4 separate regions of the Mus musculus genome follow, and regions 2, 3 and 4 are each linked to region 1. Evidence: chromatin loops called from intact Hi-C (ENCODE). Cell type or tissue: heart. All regions are shown on one strand.

Region 1 (5,000 bases):
CTACACAGTTTGCATTATCTTCTTTACTTTCTTGAGGAACTACAGATGGACTGAGAGCCATTTTCCCTTTGAACCAAAATATTCTGTTTCTAAAGCATGTATCATAGGTACACTGCAAAAATTAAAATGAGAAGGAATGAAATGTCAACATTGTACTGTCATTACAAATAAAATTGCCCAGTATGTTACAGTTAGCTTTAGTACTTATCAACAGATATTAATAAGTTCAAAACCCACTAAATTGATATGCTTGAAAATACAAAATTAAAAACCAACTCAAAAAAGCAATTTCAGTTACTCTTTCATTAAAAAATGGAAATGTCTATATTAAAATGATTTCACATATAAAATTTAGACATTGACAATCCATTCTGATAGTACCCATTTTGTCCCAAATATAGTAATTTTGATTTAAAATATTAATAATACAAGACTTTCTGTTACTATTGTACAGAAATACGTTCAACTATATAAATTGAATTGGCATCCTATGACACCAACACTCATGATAAATCTAAATAAAACATAAAAGTCTATAATGGTATGAGTAAAATCAGTTGGGTATTGTGAATACACACACACACACACACACACTTTTCTTTTTTCCCTGGATTTCTGACTTAAAACTCCTTTCTGAGGAGGGGTAATAGAAAGTTCAACTTAAATTGTCCCAGTATAACAGTAGATGAATACCGGATTCTGCCTTATTTCCTCCCTTGGAGGGAGGAAAGCCAAAGAACCTGACAGGCCCTGAGGATTTCCTTTCACTCGGTTAGCAAGTAAGCCTATAAAACCCTCTCTAAAACCCCATCAGGACTTCCGGTAGCTTCTGGACAGTTGATGATGCAAGGGCATCCGCTCACTGTAAGGAAGCCCACCTCGGCTGCACAGGGAGGAAGCACCTGTGCTCTAGTCCCTTACCTACTCCACCTGCCTGTATGTTTAAATCTGTTAAAATCGCCTTTATAATAACCATCAAATGCAAGCATAGTGTCCCCTGAGATCTGTGGGCCACACAAGCAAATCAAATGCATTTGAAGAGGGGATGAAGGACTCTCAGCTTGTAGCTAGTTGGAAGGGAATTCTGATGGTTCAGTGTGTGACTTGGAAGAGGCTGGGACAATTTTGTGACTGAATTGTCAGCCTGTGGATTCTGACATTGTCTCCAGTAGTATATAATAACAATCAATGACAACAAGGACATAGATGCATGTAAGTATACCTATACTTAACATCAAATACGTGCAGGGCGATGCAGCTGGAGTTGGGTGGGGGAGAGTTGTAAAGAATTAGAAAACAAGGGCGGTTCCTAGGGCAAATAACTAGCATCCTGATGGTCTACTCTGCAAATTGGGCTGAAAAACTTTTTTTTCCACTCAATTTCTCTAAAAATAATGATACTTATGCAGTTTCATCCTGTCTGCTTTGCACATAACATCTATTTTTAGGCTCAAAGTCAGATTCTAACTCAGTTATAAACTCACACAAAGACAATCTTTTACACTTCTGACTACTTATCCCTGGGTCCACATATTTGATATGGACAAACATATTCATTTGGAGGCACTTTTCAATGAGGCAAAAGTACAACTCTTTCCGATTTACCTATTCTTGATTTTTTTTAGATAGATTCAAATACTTATCAACTAAATTGAAACCACTCTGTAGAAGGCATCCAGGACTTATCTTTCTACTCAACTTTGGGGCACTACACAGATCGGCGGAACAAGGCTACTTTTTCCAACACACTAAGCTGATTTGCCTCCCAAGGGAATATTCTTTAAATTTCTCCTATTTTGAATTGTGGACAAATTCAGGACCAGATAAGACTGTTTTCAATATTTGCTTGTGAAGTACTAAGAACTGATCGTATAATTTGATGAGGTACAATATCCCTCTCGCCCCCCCCCCCCTTTTTTTTAAACATCCAAGATACCACCGCCATTTTTTAAACACAGAACTTGACTCCCTTCCCACAGAACACATTATATGACAGGCGAAATGTCTTGGAAATTTTTGCATTTGGAGTTCAATCATAAACAGCCCTGAAATGCTGCAATCTTGGGCTCTTCATCCTTACCCAACCTCGTGGAACTAGCAACGCAAAGTGTTACTATACTTGTCTCACATTCCCAAGAAATAGACACACAAGAAACGCGTCTGCTTATCGGCTGACGGTAACAGCACACATCTGGTTTCCTTTTCCCGCGACCATGCCGAAACCACGCCAAAGCCTGAATTACAGATCGGTGCTCACAGGGAGCTGGCCTTGCCAGGAGTGAGCAACGCCGACTCGGGAAGCCTAATAAGGCTTCATTTAGGCCCCAGACCACTCAAGTCTTGCCCCCACGGGCACGCCACACGCAGCACTAGCCCGCAGTGAGACCTCCGCTGGGCCTGGCCGGCGTCCGGCCCGAGCCACCCGACCCGAGGGGATGCCGACCTGCACCACGCTCAACTCTCGGTCCGTACCGCCTCCGCTCCACGCGCTCCCCCCCGGAGCGCTTTCCGCAGAACACCGGAGGGCGGGGCCTGGCGGTTGCCAGGGCCACGGGGAAGCTGACCACGGCGCATGCTCAGAGGGAGAATCCCGTGGGCGAGCAGGAGGAACTGGTTCGGAAGTCCCGCCTTCGCTTCCCGGGTGACCTGTTCCAAAGGAACCGTCAGCTTCCTGCTGTGCCGCCCGTTGTGGGCCCCCAGCGCAACTGGGGACGTGTTCCGGAACAGCCTTTTCGAAAGTAGTTTCTGTGAGTTAGTGAGGAGCTAGTAACACCGCTTTACCTCCCCAAATACTATATTTACGAGATCTCAGACTTGTAGCTTTAGGTGGTTGGTAGTTCAAGCTTGATAGACTTCTTAGGAAAACCGTTTATGCATTTTGTGCTTTGCTTACAACACGCAGAGTTGACACCTACTGTATTTTTCTTTTATTTTTTTTTAAAGTCTAATATATGTGGATAAGTGATTAAATTATTTTTCTATGCTCCACCTCAAAGAAACCTAAACAATAGTTGTTAAATTAGAAACAAAACTGTCATATATCAAGCAATTTGTTTAATGAGTGGAGAATTATGAAATTAACCAATGGGAGAAAAAGAACAGCCTTGTGTGTAATCACGAATGACAAGCCAGGACACTGATATTTACCACACCAGAATTTATATAAAAGTTTTAACAGAAAAATAGACAATGGTTAACATGAATTCCCAGGATCACACCTGTAAGTAGGAGAAAGGCCCATTTCCAGCCTGGTCATGAGTGGTAGCTTCTACTTGAATAGGAGAGACAGAGACAGACAGACAGAGAGACACAGAGAGGAAGAAGAAGAAGAAGGAGGAGGAGGAGGAGGAGGAGGAGGAGGAGAGAGAGAGAGAGAAGAGGAGAGGAAGAGAAGAGAAGGGAAGGGAAGGGGAAGGAAGAAGGGGAAGGGAAGGGAAGAGAGAGGAGGAGAGGGGAGGGGAGAGGAGAGGAGAGGGGAGGGGAGGGGAGGGGAGAGGAGAGGAGGAGAGGAGAATCCCTTCTGTCACTCTTAGCAGACTGAATAGGTCCCTTAATGTTTTGGAGACCTCAACTCGAGCCAAACTGGTATTCCTGATTTGGATACAGAAAAGGAATTTCAGAACTAGTGAGAGTGAGGTAGAAATTAGACCATGGATATTTGAATTTAGACTTTAAGCAAAAATGTTTTAATAAAGAGAGGCATGCAGAACAAAAGTCATTCTAAATGTCAGCCAGTCCACTATACCTTCACTTATCAAAACAGAAAAAGAAGTTACTAACCTTTTGAGACGCAATGTGAGAGCCACCAGAATGGTATTCATATATGTTGAATGCTAAAACAGTTGAGAGTCTACTTTGAGACCCACATTGACATGTCTACCTGCCTTAGGAATTAAGCTTTAGTTATTTGTGCACAACATCACAGTTAGGCATCAAACAGTGAGGGCCTGAACATCAGAAAATGGGATATTTGACTTTTAATTGTTAGCCCTTTCAATTTTTGGCTTTGTTATTGTCATCTTTACACCTTGCCCTGGAAGTGCTTACATGTTAAGTATGGGTAGTACAGGAAACATTATGACAAATTTTAGGAACCTCAAAAGAGGCTGGGGGAGTCCATGAAGCCAAATCCTGATGAGTGGTTGGAGTCTAGGGAAGAATTTCCAACTGGACAGGGTGTTGCATAGGATATGTCGTTTCACATCTTGACTTATTTATAAACAACAATAAAAACTTAAGTCAAAACTATACTTTAGAGCCAGCAGTGATAACTCATATCTGTATTGGGGAACCAGGAGAATCAAGAGATTGAGACTATCCTAGCACACATAGTAAGTTTCAGGCCAGTCTAGACTGGGGAAGACACTGTCTAAAACAAAATCCCATATTTTTTAAATAATGAAATTATTCATGGCAGAAAGTCATTAGGCTTAGTACATTATACTTAGTAAAGTACTATCCAATAGAACTTTCAGCTGCATGTATGTACATATATACATATGTGCATATATGCATAGATATGGCAAGCATTCCTATGTTCCAATGTTCTAGGTTGCTATGTCTGTGTAACTAATTACTCCAAAGTACAGTAGTTTGAAACAACCATGTGGTCTAGTGCATAATGGATTGTTTTGTTTTCTCTTGTAAGTCAAATGGAAAGACTGAGCATACTATCAGGGTGCCTATTAATACATTCACGACTTGAATTACTTTGAGAATTTCACACAGTGCATTTTGATCATATTCGCCTTCTTTCCTAACTCCTCCCAGATACACCCTCTCCATCCTCAACTTTAAGTTTTCATTATCATAAAAACAAACAAACAAACAAACAAACAAACAGCAACAAAACCTTATCCAGTCCAATTTGTGTTGCACAACTACTCTTGGGAGTAAGGGCTGTCCTGGAGTATGGTAATGCCTGGAGTAATGCCTCATCTTCCTCACAGTGCGGCAGGAGAGTAGCAGACTCATCAGCTTAGGCTGGGAGTCTGAGAGTC
Region 2 (5,000 bases), 290 kb after region 1:
TATGTAAATAAATTCGCAGTAAATCAGCATGCCATTTTACATATGTGAACAACTGGCATGGTAAATAATCATACCCTTGAAATTTTGTATTTAAGAAATTACACATGAATAAAACTCAACCCCCTTATGATTTGCTATGTTCTTTGGAAAAACTATAAACATGGGTAGGGTAACTGTGATTTATTACCTTAAGTCCTAAGAATGGTGAGTACTATTAGTTACTAGCACCAGGACCTAAGTCTGATCTGTCCCAATAAACTGGCATGGTGACAGTCATCATACTTATTGGAAGGCTTTGCTTTGTTTTAAAATTACATGTACAGATTCATGCAGTATTTTTGGAGTTTTGAGTTCTAAGATGATATCATTAAAAGCCATTCCAAAACTAAACTTTTATATTCAGTAGAGGAGTTTTGAACAAGGATTTGAAGTTAAATAGCTTCAGGGGAATTGTCCGTCTAATATGTAATGATAATGCTATGCTTGCACAGGTAAATGTCTTCGATTTTAGGAAATACACATAGCTGCACATATGTTGCTTTATATGTATCTTTAAGTTGACCCAGGGAATACAGAACATTAAAGCTGAGAGTTGGTATACTTGTGTCCATGATGCTATCCTTTATTATGTATTTAAGTTTAAAATTTCTTGTGATAAAGTGTTGATAGAAAAGGCTATTAGTAAAACTGTGTGGTTATAAGAAAGGTGATATTATTGCTAGAAAACTGTGACCAAAATGATGTTTCCTTGAATGGTTACTTCTTTAAGCCATCTGAAATTCCTTCTTCTAATATTTTCCTAAGTAACAATTAGGTGTTAGGCTAGAGGGATAGCCCAGCAATAGAACATTTACCTAACACACACAAGGCTAAGTTCTTCCCCCAGCTCAAAACATAAAAAAAGAAAAAAAAATCAATGTTAATGATATACAATGCAAAATCGTTTGAAGACTTATTTTTTAACATTCTGAATGTACAGCTATAAATTGTGTTCACAGTGTTTTCAATATAAAAATAATACAATCGTTGACCTTAACGTCTTCTGACAAGATTTTTAGAACCAAGCAATTTCTGGCTTAGAAACAAAACCAAAAGTATCCTGTTCTCCAGTGGATTCAGAGAAAAGCTGGTAATGACATCAGGTACAACTTCAGAAGTCACTGGAGCACAGCCAAGCGGGGTCTGTAAGGATTCAACCCGAAGGTGTGAATGTTAATGCTGAACTGTGCTCAACATCAGCTGTGCATGATGAAGATAAAATCAGGTAATTTTGTTTGATTTGGTTTTGTTTTTTTGTTTTTACCTTTGGTAATTTGGGCATGTTTAATTCATCTGTATAGATAACAATTGGGCCTAAATTCTAACCTATATCTACTTTATAACTTTATAGCATTTGTGTACAGAATTTGGAAGGTTTCTCCAAAAAGGGGGATTGCCTTATTTCCACATTTTTCTTCACTCTGAACTCTAATGGTTTTCTGCGACAATGCATTTTTAAAAAATCTGTCACCAACTGTTACTTTCATTTCATCCTAAAAGCAGTTAATGCACGTTTGTGATTCATTAAATAATTGAACAATTGATTAGTGCATATCCAAACCGGGATATCCACAGAACTGTTTTTGTTAACTACAAACATAACTTTACTAGACAATTGTGTTGCTGTAAATACACCACTGTAAAAACACCACTACAGGGTGTTGAAAGAAAACACATAGATAACAATGGTAGAGGCACGCTACCTTTCAGATAGGTCGGGCATGTTTCATTAGAAACAGACGGTTCCAGAGTCCCAGGCAAGGAAGGAGACAGTTCCCTCACCTAGGACGCTGGATACAGCTAGAAGGTTTTCGAAGCCCCTCAGATAGGACCCGCAACGCCCGATTTCGTAGTTGCTACGCTTAGTTGCTAAGACACAAACTGTCGCTCAGGAAGAGCCGGCTGTGCCCTCCCTTTGGGAGCCGTAGTAAATCATCTCAGGGTCGAGCGCTTTAGTTCCGGAATGAGCTTTATCTTCTCCTGGAGAGACCGGAAGACGAGGAGACTCGGGAGTGACGCTTCTGGGCCGCGGAGCACTGTGGGAGGAGGCTGTCTCTAATTTCTCCTCTCCCCCTCCCCCCTCCGGCCAAGATGTCTGACATGGAGGATGATTTCATGTGCGATGATGAGGAGGACTACGACCTGGTGAGGCGCAGGGAGCGGGCGGGGGCTGGAAGTGGGATGTGGCGGTGGTGCCAAGGCCGAGAGGCTGCAGCTCCCTCCCGGGGCTCGTCGGCCCGGTTCCGCCCTGCCCAGGGACAGGTTTCCCTCCTCGCCTGGCGTCGCGGGCCTGTGGGGCCTGGGAAGAGAGGGAGAGAGGCGGCGGGGCCGCCCTGGACGCTGGGCCCAGGGATAGCGCGGGTGACTGGCCGCGGCCGGTTCTCGGCGCCTCTCTGCCCGCCACCGAGCCTCCACGGCCCGGCGCTTAGGTCTGGGCCCTAGGGGGCCCATCTCTTCTCCACTCTGGACCTGAGCCGGTGCCAGATGCTGGAAGAGTGAAAACTGGAAGAGGGGGGTGGTCCATCCTGCTCCCAGACCTGACTGCGAAACTCGGGAGTCTCCCCCAAAACAGCCTAAGAGTCTCGCCCAGGGTCAGTTTGGGTCCCAGGTTAAGGCTCAGAGCAAGAGTAGGAGGAGTAGTTAAACGACTCGTCCCGTCCTCTAAAACATGACAAGCTCCGAAGAAAGATTTGCTTTTTGTTTGGTTGGACTGGGGAAAGGTAGGGGTTAAGGGAATTGGAACCAATGATCTTTTTCCTTGATTTAAGAAATTTCCCAGCATCCGTGTTTGAATCATCAATGGCATAAAAGTAAACAAACTTGCCTAGTTTGATTGGTGATTTCTTTTCCATTTAAGGTTTAATTGTGAATGGATTTACAGGTTTTAAACTGTACCCCATGATTTATGTTGATAGTCCAAAACGCATGCCTGTGTAAGAACTAAGAAAATTATCTTGATCCCAAAATTAGTGTCAGTTTTGTTTCTTAATTGGGAAGCAATTGTTCGGTTTTTAGAAAAATCCGATGATAGTGCAAGCTGTGGTGTACATGCTTGGAGAAGTCTGGGTCGTCTTTTTTCTTTTCTTTTCTTTTCTTTTTTTAATTTTGAGGTTTATTTATTTTATGTATATGAGTACACTGTCTTCAGGCACACCAGAAGAGGGCACCAGATCCCATTACAGATGATTGTGAGCCACATGTGGTTGCTGGGAATTGAACTCAGGACCTCTGGAAGAGCAGTCAGTGCTCTCAACCTCTGAGCCATCTCTCCAGGCCCTCTTTTCTTTTAAGTGTCACATTCTCAAAGCATTAATATTTTTATTTTGAGGTAATGGTGTAACATCTTTGTATAGATGAATCTGTAAATCATTTGCAATTTTTAAAAAAGGTTTTCATTTTACAGAAAGACATATTTTGCAGAAGGAAGTGCTGTGACTGGAGAGTCATAGTAGATGCTTGGTGATTTCAATACAGAATTTTGTTATTTATTCAATCACAAGGTAGTTGTAAACAGATACTAAACTCTTGTTTTGCTTTTGTTTCCATTACAAGTAGTTTTTAAATTGTCAGATATTTCTTTTGAATGTTTGTAATTTTAGCTGGTAGTGTTTTTAAAATTTTCACTTACCTCCTTTCCTAATAGTCTATGAAATACATGAACTTTTAGATAAATGAATATTAGCACTGGGATTAACTTAAAAGTACAGTGTAGGAATGAAAATGAGAATCTTTGAAATATTCTGTTAGACTTTACTCATTTGTGGACGTTTGTTGCTTTGTTTTGAGGCAGGGTCTCACTGTGTAGCCAAGGCTGGTTTGGCGCTCAGTGTGTTTCCTAGGTGTTGGGAGTAAAGGCATGCATCAGCACACCCTGCTTTGGAAGCTTTCTAATTAGACATACAGTGTTTGAACATGACTGCTTTCCCAGCATTTTTATGTCTATACTAAATGTATCCTAAATAAAGTTGAATATGCAGTTGTTTCAGCTTTAAAAAAAAAAAAAACTTAGAGTTAAGATTTTACTGTTGCAAAACTAATGAAATTTTTATTTTCTTCTCTGGGCATTATGTGAAATTAAATAGCTCTTCTCATCCATTTTTCATGTAGATACTATTCTAGATTCCCAGCTATATGTCAAGTAGTGAAAGGTGTTATATCTCTTTTACTAACAGTTAAAATTTTTGGCACGTGATGTCTTTCTGGTAACTGATGCCCATGTCCTGCGTGTTTGAAAGGATGAGGGTGGCTGTCATTCCATAGCTGCTAGAGATGGGTTTCTTTTATTTGAGTAATTATTTTGCCTGGATCTTTATCTGTTTCTTTTTATAGAAAGTCTACAAGGTTGACATCCTGTTTTAAGGAGGTTTCTCATTCTTTTTACCTTTTGAAACTTTACTTTTTGCCCAGGCTGCCCTGAACTTCTAGAATAGTAAGGATAATAGGCCTGGAATACCAGGCCACGCTAGTGTTTTTGTTTTGTTCTGTTTTTTTTTTTTTTTAAATGTGGTTGTTAGACGTTTAGTTATCACTTCATTTAAAATATTGCATGAGAGGTGGGGCTCATTCACTTGGTAGAGTGCTGGCCTCACATTCCAAAAGCCCTGGGCTCGGTCTTTAGCACTGAAGAACTGGATGTGGCAGCGTCCTGTATCACTTCAGGTCGAGAGAGGACGAAGCATCAGAAGCTCAAGGCCATTCTTGGCCACATAATGAGTTGGAGGCTGAACTTCATGATTCCGTTTTAGTTAATTGATTGATTAAAATGTTAATAGCACTGTGGGGCATTTCTGACCTCAGTGACACTCAGCATATCTTTATCTGTGGCCCACTCATGTTTTAATGCCCTAAGCCACCTTTTGTATTTGCCTAGTCTAGTGGAAAGAGGTGGCAAGAATACACCCTGAAAATTAAAGTTCTGTCTTGAGTATATTTTAATGCCCCCAAATTTTGCTTTTTTGTGT
Region 3 (5,000 bases), 120 kb after region 1:
CATGATTCTGTTATCTACAATAAGGCTCGATGATTTTCAAATCAAATGAAAAGGCCACATAGAAGGGACGGTCAGCAAATCCTCCTCCAGTGGCCACTGCTGAGCTGGGTCCCATGGAATCAGTCCTCCAGAAGGCATGTTTCCTTGCTCAGTTTGTATGAGTTATGGCTGAAATGAAGGTCCCTCATTTTCATTTTGGAAAGAGTCACCAAACTCTTATTTTTTGGTCAGTGAGTTTAGAGCCAAAAAGATATTTCAGGAATAGATAGGAACTACTTGGGGTGGCCCTGTCACAGACACCCAGCTACACTATTGTCTCCATGTATCCTTCTCAAACTATACTGCCACACGTACTATCAAACATACAGTGTCAACGCCACCCATGTGTTATTAGTGCTAAGAAATCTATTTCCACGTGTGGGTTTTAAATACCTAAGGTAAATGTTGAGTGTGTGTTTTATGCCATTGCATTTAATACTACTGAGATTAGTTACTAACTGTAACCATCAAATGAAAACCCAAGCCCTGGCATTTTAAGGTAAAAAAACAACTGGGTCTAAGGAAAGTGGGGTGCTCCAGGTGAAGGTCCCCGACCCAACCTGCCTTCCAACTCAGCTCTGCTTCCTCAAGGTTATGTTCCTCTTAAATTAGCAAGAGACTTAACATGACAGACTCTTGATAAAGAAACTGCTAAAAAAGGTCTGTTACCTGTGGGTGGGGAGTTAAGGAATCTAAAACAAACTCATTAGACTTTTAAAGATGTTCCAGGGCATCACCGACTCCCTTCTGTTTTAGAAGCACACAGTTTTTGGTGCTCAGGAAGTAGATTCTTAACCGGTTAGTACCATGGCAGAGTCCTTTCAAAAGCAACACCACTAATAAAGACAGATACATCCTCTGCTCCTTAAACTCCTGGCTGGTAGTTTGGTGAACACCTACTGAGAGCTCTATGCACACCGCTGCTGAGCTTTGCTAGGGAAACAATCACACATGAGCATGCGTGCTCACTGACATGGTTTCTTACTAACCAGTAGTTTGGATTTAAGCCACAGAGTATTTTCCAACTATATCAGTTCCAACCATAAGGTGAGGACACTTGCCCTATTACCAGAGATATTTTAGGGAGTTAGTGCAGAAATCCCAAGGTAGAAAAATTAGGACTTGATATATGACACTGATTTTTTTTTTTTGCCCCCATAGGAAAGGAGAACACAGCACTGGAAAGTGAACCTTAGACAAACCTTAAAGAGCTAAGCAGGGCTGTGATAAAGGCATCACTTACTGTAGCTGTTCTTCATCTCCTGGGTCCCTTTCACTTTGCCTCGTTTGTCAATCCTCAGGTACCACTGGGTGCGACAGAACAGTCTTCTCACCCTTATATCCCCTCCTTCCATGTAGTCATAACTTCTGGTGTGTCGCTCGGGGCTGGAACAGTTCACACTCGTAGCCGTTTGCTCCGGACTCATGTCATTGCAAGCTAGAGATATAGTGCCCACTAGACAGACGAGGTGGAAGCATGATCTGTAGAGCAGAGTTGGCAGGATCCGTGTCAGTATCCATTTGCGCATTATAGTGTAGTGCCCCGGGTGTTCATGAATAACATAATGAGAATTGAATCTTGCGTTGATTGCTACTCCTAGGTCATGGGCCTCCTCCTATTTGTGAACTGGAGATTGATGAGAGAAAAAGTCGTCGCTCTTTCCAAACTGTTAACCTTATCTTTTAGCTTCTGATACCAATAACACGATTCCTCCTTCAGGAACACAGCTGATAGGTATATCCTTATAGAAACAGGTCGTGACAAGGCCAGTTGCTGCAGTGCGGTTGCTCCTTGACTTCTGCTCGAAGAGAGAGATTAGGAATGGGGAGGGGGAGAGGAGAGGGAGATAAAAAAAATTGTATGTATAAATTTCAGTAGTTAGATAGTCTAACATGTCAGTGTAGTTAAATGTTGAAAGCACGTTTAAAACAGCTCCCACAGAGGACGTGAGCATCTCTGCCACTCTGCACATAGATTCAGAAGCGCTATGCGTTAGTGAGGAGACACCACAAGAAAACCACACCATTCATTCCAGTTGCTATCTTGTCAGGAAACACTGTGTACTCACAGCTATTGAGTTAAATCAAGTTTTACAGCCTCTATCGACAAAGTTGAAGTTGAATTCCCTGGAATTCATTAGTCTATGCTTTTACATTTGTGCTTTATAATTATTTTCCCTTAAACTACCCAGATTTTTCAAGTTAAGTGTCAGGATTGCCCTGGAGAACCTCAAGAGTCTCCTTCCATCCGTCCGTACTACAGCACAATTTCTGTAGATATTTTCACAGCTCAAAAGTCTTTCCCCCCTGACCCCACCCCAGGACAATAACCACAGAAAGAGAAAATCTTTCAGAAAAGAGCATTGTTTTAAAGACAAATAACAGTAACTTACTTGTTCTGTTTGGAACAGCTGGGTACACAAGAGTTCCGTGTCTGCTGTCTGCCTCGTGCAACTTGAGCCTCTCTACTGTAGCTACAAACTATTTCTCAGCTGAGAAATCCCCCAGCAGAATCATAATTGTTTCCATAAATCAACAGGCAAAAGGATTTTCTCCGTGTGTGAGCGCGTGCGCTTGTGTGAGTGCGTGGAGCCTTTTATTCAGAGATTTTCAATAAATACCTTTGCTGACCTCATTGGAAGCAATTAAAACTTAACCAGTGAGCTGTTCGTTGTCTAAAACAGCAGAATTAGGAGGCTTGTACACTGTTGAGTGGTCGTAAGGGGGAGCTGTGGACACGGCTTCGGCTTAAATCCACAAGTGGGCATTCACGCTGTGGAAACAGACCTCTGATTCCCAAGCCGTTACAAAGAGAAAGGAAAATGTTAGACCTTTTAAACACAGAAGCTGTACAGTCTGTGAAAAACATATGTCCCTACAACATATATAAGGGCTTCTTAAATGTTAGATGATCTTTACAATACATTGGCACGGAGGAGGTTGGTAAGTGAGGGTATGTTTTTAGTCCTTCAAATTCAGAGCACTAGAGCAACCCAAGGCTCAGGGCCTGAAAGCAGGTATCCCTAGGCAAGGACACATCTTTTCACAGATCTTGCACAATTGGGTGTGAGTCTTTAGGCTGAGAAGACCTAGTTTCTTACCGGACTGGGATTCTAACAAACAGTGTGGCCTTGGCTCCATCCCTTACTTCCCCATGGCTCAGCTGCTGCTTCAGGTATCAAATCAATGGCCACGTCTAATCAGGCTAGGGTGTGCTGCCGTTTTAACATCCTGTCTTGTGATTTATTTCAAAGGATGACACACAGAAGCAAAGGACACATAATTTGCAAAACTATCATTCTTTTAGAAAAATGGTTTCACCTTAGTATTTGACTTGTGCCTTCCTGAGAGCAATAGCATAAAAAATAACTGATAATTCCAGGAATAATAAGGCCAATAGCTAATGGATACAAGAGAGTCCTTTTGCTTTCCAGCCTGAGCTTGTGCCTATCCTGTACTGAGCAAGACTGTGACTGTCTGTATCTTACACTTAGTATGGAGCCATCGTATCACCACCCTAAATGAATATTTAAGAATACATACATTAAAATTCTCTTTTCCTTGTACCTGCAAAACACACACACACACACAGAGAGAGAGAGAGAGAGACACACACACAACTTCGCACTTAACATACACTACCACCAGGTGGTGCAGGTAGACCAAATAGAGACAGAGACCCAAAATTGAATCATTTGGATGTGATTGTTCTTCCCTTTCCCATTGTGCTTACAGAGGGCAGAGTCAACAGCACCCCATATTTCAAACATACACAGTTGTCTTCGATTCATGAAATATTAAAGCACTAGGCTTTCAAAGCAGAGGAGGGTGTGCTGTTCTATAACTGTATCTATTTAAAGCCAGAGAGTTCAGAACATCCCATGATTTTTCTCCCAGGGAGGAATAGGAAAGGACAGAAGGTATGATGATGTTCTTAGTGATATCCCACCATCCGGGGGCGGGGACATTAGTAATGAGCAGATTCAGAATTCTTACGAGTTGACGTTCCATAGAGAAATGGAGGTTATGCAGTCAGTTCTCAGTGCACACTACAGAATGCCCAGTCTCTTTACAATGTGCAGGGGAGGGAGTGTTCGCAATGTTGGAGCCAAGGTATAAAATGACTCTCTGAGGAATGTCACTGAGCAGGTTACAGTCAGGCAGGAAATTGTATCAGTTTAAATTCCTTTCGAAGTTATTGATTACTTTCCAGTGATGGGACCAAGACGGGGTGGGGAATTTCATTCCTGTCCTTGAGACCCTTACTTGTTAGCAATGGTTCTCATTAGGCTAGCGGTTCAGCTATCTGTAGGACAGCTGCTCTCTTTGTCCTTGTGAGTTACCCAGTGGCAGACATCCTCTGTCCTTACTGTAAAGCACATACAGAAGAGAGCAGCAGAGTTCCCTGCTCTGTGCTCTTTCCAGATAACGGTAGCTTCATCCTTAGTTGAAAATATCTCCACCTTGTGCATTGTAAATCCATAAGAAAAGGATCTACATCTATTGACTTTTAAAGATTAATGTTGTCACCTGAAAAGCTTCAAATAGAAGCGTATCTCAAAAAGAAGAAGTGTGTCGCCCTTGCCCCTCGTGTTTGGGAATTTGTATTTCAAATACAAAAATAAAGATATTTAAAATAAATTTGCATTGAAAATCATTGAAAAACTCATAGAACTTCTTTGATGCAGTCAGTTGCTATATGAACTTCCTAGCTTTTCCTAACCAGTCTTCATCACAGCCTTCATTCTGTGGAGAGACAAATGATAGAAACTTTGACTTATGGAATTTTATATTTCAGTTTACATTTTTACCATGCTTAAACACAAAAGCTATACACATATATACAGGAGAATTTTATACCCTGTTCTTTTACATACAAAGAAGTATTATCACACACACGAGAGAGAGAGAGAGAGAGAGAGAGAGAGAGAGAGAGAGAGAGTTATACATGTTGCTTTTTA
Region 4 (5,000 bases), 370 kb after region 1:
ACTTAGAGTATACATGACTCTAGCCATATTGCATCTTTCCTTCTGTCATGTGGGCTGTCTCTAGGAAGCCAGTTTCTTCCAGTGACTTTTTATCTTGCACTTCCAAATTCTTCAGAGAGCTTGTTCCTATGTATGTGTGTGACTCTGTCTGTCTGTCTGTCTGTGTCTCTCTGTATGTATGTGTATGGTGTTTTGGTGCCTGCTAAGGGTTGAACCTAGATTCTTATGCATGCTAGGTGTGCAGTCTACTCCTGAGCTCTCTCCCTAGCAACCTGTCCCCCTTTTATTCTTGTTTTGGAACTAAGAGGTAAATCTCAGGCTAGCCTTTGCCTCTAGCCCAGGCAGCTCTTGTCTTCTTCCTCCCACTGACCTCGTCTCCGTTACTTGATCTCCATTACAGATCGTTCCTTGCTTGATCTGTTTGGAACTTGTTCTCTCACGTCTACCTTCTCCAGCTTCAATCCCCATTCCTACTGAACCTACATTACATCTCCTTTGGAATTACTTGCTGTGTGTGTCTTGCCCACAGGACAGATGTGGCCTTTGCCCTTACTATGTCTCATTAACTGCTGAACTTCCTTCCAGTGATTAGCCTTGTACTTAGCACTGTGAATATATTAACATGTGTTGCTAAATGAAAGAAGTCATTTGTATCACATGTAAAATAGTTCTTTAAATTTCTTTGTTTTATCCATAGATTTATTATTCTCTTCTTTTTTTTATTATTTTCTTCTAATAGCCAACAGCATTCTCCCTTTTAGGATTACATTACATTAATATGGCACTGTGACACTTCTTGTTTCTACAGTTCTTACACTTTACCTAAATATTGGACTTAGAATATTCTCATCAAGAACAATTTCAGTCGCAAAAAATCATACAATATGGAACGATATTTAGAGACTCTGTATTTACATTTCCTCTTACAGATCCTTCAAAGAAGGGGAAAACCTCAAATACCGTACTGCATTAATGACTTTTTAACTCAGGCTGGGTGTCTTGCAGCTAAAGACCACCGGTAGGGGCACAGCTCATCTCATCTTGCTGTCAGAAAGGAGGGTGAGCCGCTGTGGCTTATGTAACTGCCCTGTATAAATAGCTTTGCTTTGTGGATCAGCCTTAAATTTCTTCTGCAGCCATTGAATCCTGAGCAAGGGTTTGTAATAGACTCTAAGGAATCTGACATTACACAGCTCACACATTTTCAACACAAATGCATGTGCAACTGAAATAAAAGTGTGCATACAGTGGAAAAACAAAACCAAATGCACGAAACTCTCATGTACAGGCATAAGTGTTTCTCCATCATGTGGTTTGCAGACCAGCCTTCATATGTCCTGTAGACAAAATGCATTCATTTAAGCTGGCAGAAATACAGCTTCCACACTAACATAGCCAGGATCTTTACAGACCACTCTCTCCTTACAGACTTGGATTAACTGAAAAGGCTTTATGAACATCTCCCAAAGCGTGATGACGAAGCAGATTTCTTAGATATCCTTTTCCCTTTTCCAGACATAGATCCCCTGGCCAGTGACCCTAACAGCAGCCAACTCTACTCTCTTTCTTCACTGAAGTATATATAATTCAGCTGACCGACGTTATCAAGCCAGAACTCTTGTGGAGAGCTTGTGTGTGTTGGAGGCTGTCTAACTCCCCAGAGGGAATCTACCAGTAGGGTTTAGTTTCAAGGCAAACTCTAGTCTTTAAGGAGCTGATGACCTGGAGATTAAAAGGAACAATTCTTAACCATATGGGGAAAGCAGAGGAGAAGATAATCTCTTCTTGGGTAGTTATGCAGGTTTTGGGTAAAAATAGGGTTCGAAATGGGCAAAATCAGCCTGGAGTTGAGGCTAGATGTGAGTCTGGAACCGGGACAATAACATTAATTAATCATTATTTGTGGAGATTTTTTAACAGGGCTTCTTACCTATGGCTGCTACTCTGTGTATGCAATTTATTTGTGCAATTTTCAAAGGGCAAGATTGTTCGTTCTTTTCATTCTTTTAGAGTACTGACAGGATCACAGGACTAGTGAGCAGCTACAAGCTCTTCCAATATCCTGAGTAGGTTTTGCCTTCTGAGCAGTCTCTGAGGTCCCGGCAAAGTGAACACATGCGTCCTGAGTTCCAGGCAGCCCAACCTGCCTAGGTGGGAGTGGGAGGAGTAACCCAACCAGGCAGTGCCCCTGGCCTTGGCTGCCCGCTAGCCACCCCCCTCCCCCCGCCCCCGTCGCTCCTCGGCCATCCCCGCCCCTGCGTATCTCCATTTCCTACTGCGCCTCCGCCCTTTCGGTCCCGCTCGGCTTCCGTCCCAGATGATCCCTCCCCGGGGCGGCCGCCGCCTCCCCCGCCTTGAGCTGGAGCCGCCTCCCCAGCCAGTGGCGTAGCCGAGTCGGCGTCCGGCCGGCTGTGCGGAGTGGACCGAGCCCGGCGGGACCGAGCGGGGGGCCATGGAGAAAGCGGCCCGCGGCGCTGCGCACACCGACTAGAGCCGGCGCCTGTCGCCGGCGCCATGGACCGAGCGCCGGCCGAGCAGGTACGCAAGCGCCCGGGCTGCTCTCGGGCCTCCGGGCCGGCAGGCCGCCGAAGCTGAAAGGCCGGGGGAGGTGGACCGGCGGAGCTCAGCGGCGACAGCGTTGCCCTTGCAGCAGTCTGGAGTGTATTTCTTTTATGAAGAGACTACCGTGGTTTACCCTTGTTTTCCTGTCTAGTTACTTTGCAAATAATTATTCTTTTAAAATGGAGCAAGAGTTCAAGTTGAGTCCATATTCGTATTCGCACAGTAGTTCCATTAGTGGTCTGTTAGTGTTTTGATTGCATCGAATTCTTTCTGGAAGAGTTGGGAGGAAGGGCTAATGGCAGGGTGAAAAATAACTTAGAAGAATAGTGTCATGCTTCCTCCTCCTCCCCAGTATTTTACAGCTTCCCTGGAAACGACTTAATTTGACTGAGTGTGATTTTTGTTCGCTGTCAATTTCCCTCTACCAGGACCTTGGTCAGTTAGTCACATAGTTGAAAGGAGAACACTGGTGACTTGCCTGTTAGTTTTGCGAATAGTTAATTAACTCGAGTAAATGAGATACCATCTCCCAAGTTTCTGTTTATACATAGTTAACGACAGTTTTGGTTTTGAATCGCACACTTTTCAAGCCAAAACACAGCTTTCTAATTTTGAACACTTCGCCGTTTCTGTTGTTGATTCTTGTCGTATTGTCCATTCTATCCTAGACCTCTTATGAAAGATTTCTCCTCTCTCAGCACTTTCCACAGGACCTTACCACACAGATTTAAAAAGGAAAGCAAATCTTCCAGAGATTAGAAGTTTATTTTTATTAAAGAACACCAATTACCAAGAGAAAATTGATGTGGGACCACTTGGAAAATACACACTTCACTGTGGCCCGGAGTATTATGTTACAGTATGTAGTGAATTTATTAAAACATTGTTTTTGAGAGTAATTCTGAAAAAGGAACCTGAGATTTCCAGCCTTGACGAAGGAAAAGGAAATTTCCTTGCGCGTGTGTCTCTAATGAAAGGGTGGGATGTTTTTGTCCGTCCTGGGCACTCTGGAAGCACTAATGCATATGTATACTCACTTATGTCTCCTTTCATCTTAGAGGAAATGTAATTACCTGGTTAGATGGTAACATTTAGCATGGCACTCCTCATGTGATTACCCTAAGAGCAAGTGTAGCAGATTATCTAGAGAGTATCCTCTTCTGTCATTCCACAAACTCCACCATGTACTTAAATTCTTGGAAATCTGAGAGCTAGGGAAAAAAAGCCATGCAGAAGGATTTGATAACGAAGGGTTTTTGTTTGTTTGTTTGTTTGTTTAAACCTCCAGTACCTCTTGCCTCAGCTTGGCCTACAGTCAGTACAAAACAGCCTTAGTTAGGTAAAGGCCCTCAAGAACTATTTGTGATATGTGCCAAATTCCCATCCCCTCCCTAGTGTTTTGGTTTTTCCTTTTAAACCATTGTTGGCTTATGTTCAGAATTTCTGAAAATGCCTACAGCATTAGCTGTTGTCGTGCTTAGCAGTTTGCATAAGTCAGTTTTTTATAATTGTACTCAACACAGACTTGTTGTGTTTCAAGTTAGCCTAAGTAATAAATCCTTGGAGGACTGCACAAGAGTAACTTTAAATGTTTGTGTCTGAAGGCCTTCGTGCCATAGGTTTTATAAACCACTCTTTACATAAGCTCTTTATAAAAAGATAAACCTTACATATGTTTATAAGGAGCAGTTCATTGGCAATAGAGTGCTAGATGGATAATCCTAACTACTAACGACTGAAACCATCTTACAGCTGGAATAGCCTCTTGAGTATTCTCTTTTACAAAGACTATTAAGTCAAAACAAGTTCTGTCAGAGTTAGCTGTTGTAAAAACAGTTATTACTTGGTATGATATTTGTGTGTGTGTGTGGTGTGTGTGGTAGGTGTGGGGAGGTTAATGTGCATGGTGTGAATATAGAGGTCAGAGGTCGAGGTTGGGCGGATCGCCTCCTCCGCTGCTCTCTGCCTTACTTTTTGAGGCACGGTGTCTCACTGAACCCAGGACTCACTGAGCAGCTAGGCTGGGTGGCCAGCAGATCTCAGAGATCTTCCCCTCGATGCCTGGAAGAGCTGGGATTCCAGGTCCTACTTGTGATCTCGCTTTTTGCCTGGGTGCTAAGGATTCAATTGCAGTCTTTATTCTCACACAACAGGTGCTCTACGAGTGCTTCTCCATGGCCTCCCTTTTCTCAGTGATGATGGTGAAGATGGTGATGATAAAGCTTGTGTAAAGGGATGTGAGGAATGAGTTATGGATTCATTTGTTTAGAGCGATTCAGGGTCTCTGTTTAGGAAATCAGGTGTGCTTTGGAATTTTTAAATAATGTGCATAGACGTGACACTGAGGGAGTTTCACAGGCTGCTGTATAGTGCTTCAGTGCTCTAACTTAACTCTAGTCTTAACTTTAGTGCATTCAGGTCAGACTTCTAGAAGGACC

Evidence for each region. Peaks named below come from ENCODE experiments on the same cell type or tissue, not always from the same donor. Only the 100,000 strongest peaks of a DNase experiment are listed, where the experiment ranks them.
Region 2: a loop joins it to region 1, with 4 times the contacts of the local background. A loop is called at or near these places in 11 of 42 quality-filtered maps.
Region 3: a loop joins it to region 1, with 1.9 times the contacts of the local background. A loop is called at or near these places in 2 of 42 quality-filtered maps.
Region 4: it touches region 1 in a loop (4-fold over the local background); 4 of 42 quality-filtered maps call a loop at or near these places.

What each region holds. Positions count from the first base shown.
Region 1 is chr2:126,149,658-126,154,657 of GRCm38, reverse strand. Fam227b (family with sequence similarity 227, member B) reads left to right here and starts at 2,654. Exons shown (of 17, transcript NM_029455.3): 1 at 2,654-2,747. Dtwd1 (DTW domain containing 1) reads right to left here and starts at 2,517. Exons shown (of 5, transcript NM_026981.2): 1 at 2,444-2,517; 2 at 1-112. The coding sequence starts at 61. In heart, no CTCF peak of the experiment used is centred here; a DNase peak (open chromatin) is centred at 2,557; H3K4me3 peaks cover 1,879 bases; H3K27ac peaks cover 2,288 bases.
Region 2 is chr2:125,856,120-125,861,119 of GRCm38, reverse strand. Cops2 (COP9 signalosome subunit 2) reads left to right here and starts at 2,038. Exons shown (of 13, transcript NM_009939.3): 1 at 2,038-2,184. The coding sequence starts at 2,131. It also overlaps a transcript of Galk2 not described here. In heart, a CTCF peak has its summit at 3,197 (motif pointing right); a DNase peak (open chromatin) is centred at 2,059; H3K4me3 peaks cover 2,229 bases; H3K27ac peaks cover 1,436 bases.
Region 3 is chr2:126,032,283-126,037,282 of GRCm38, reverse strand. The region is part of intron 11 of Fam227b (family with sequence similarity 227, member B); the gene reads left to right. It overlaps Fgf7 (fibroblast growth factor 7), which reads right to left and starts at 2,625. Exons shown (of 4, transcript NM_008008.4): 1 at 2,433-2,625; 2 at 1,283-1,838. The coding sequence starts at 1,568. In heart, CTCF peaks have their summits at 2,766 and 3,702 (motif pointing right); no DNase peak of the experiment used is centred here; H3K27ac peaks cover 258 bases.
Region 4 is chr2:125,780,137-125,785,136 of GRCm38, reverse strand. It overlaps Secisbp2l (SECIS binding protein 2-like), which reads left to right and starts at 2,267. Exons shown (of 18, transcript NM_177608.3): 1 at 2,267-2,538. The coding sequence starts at 2,515. In heart, no CTCF peak of the experiment used is centred here; a DNase peak (open chromatin) is centred at 2,326; H3K4me3 peaks cover 1,855 bases; H3K27ac peaks cover 1,513 bases.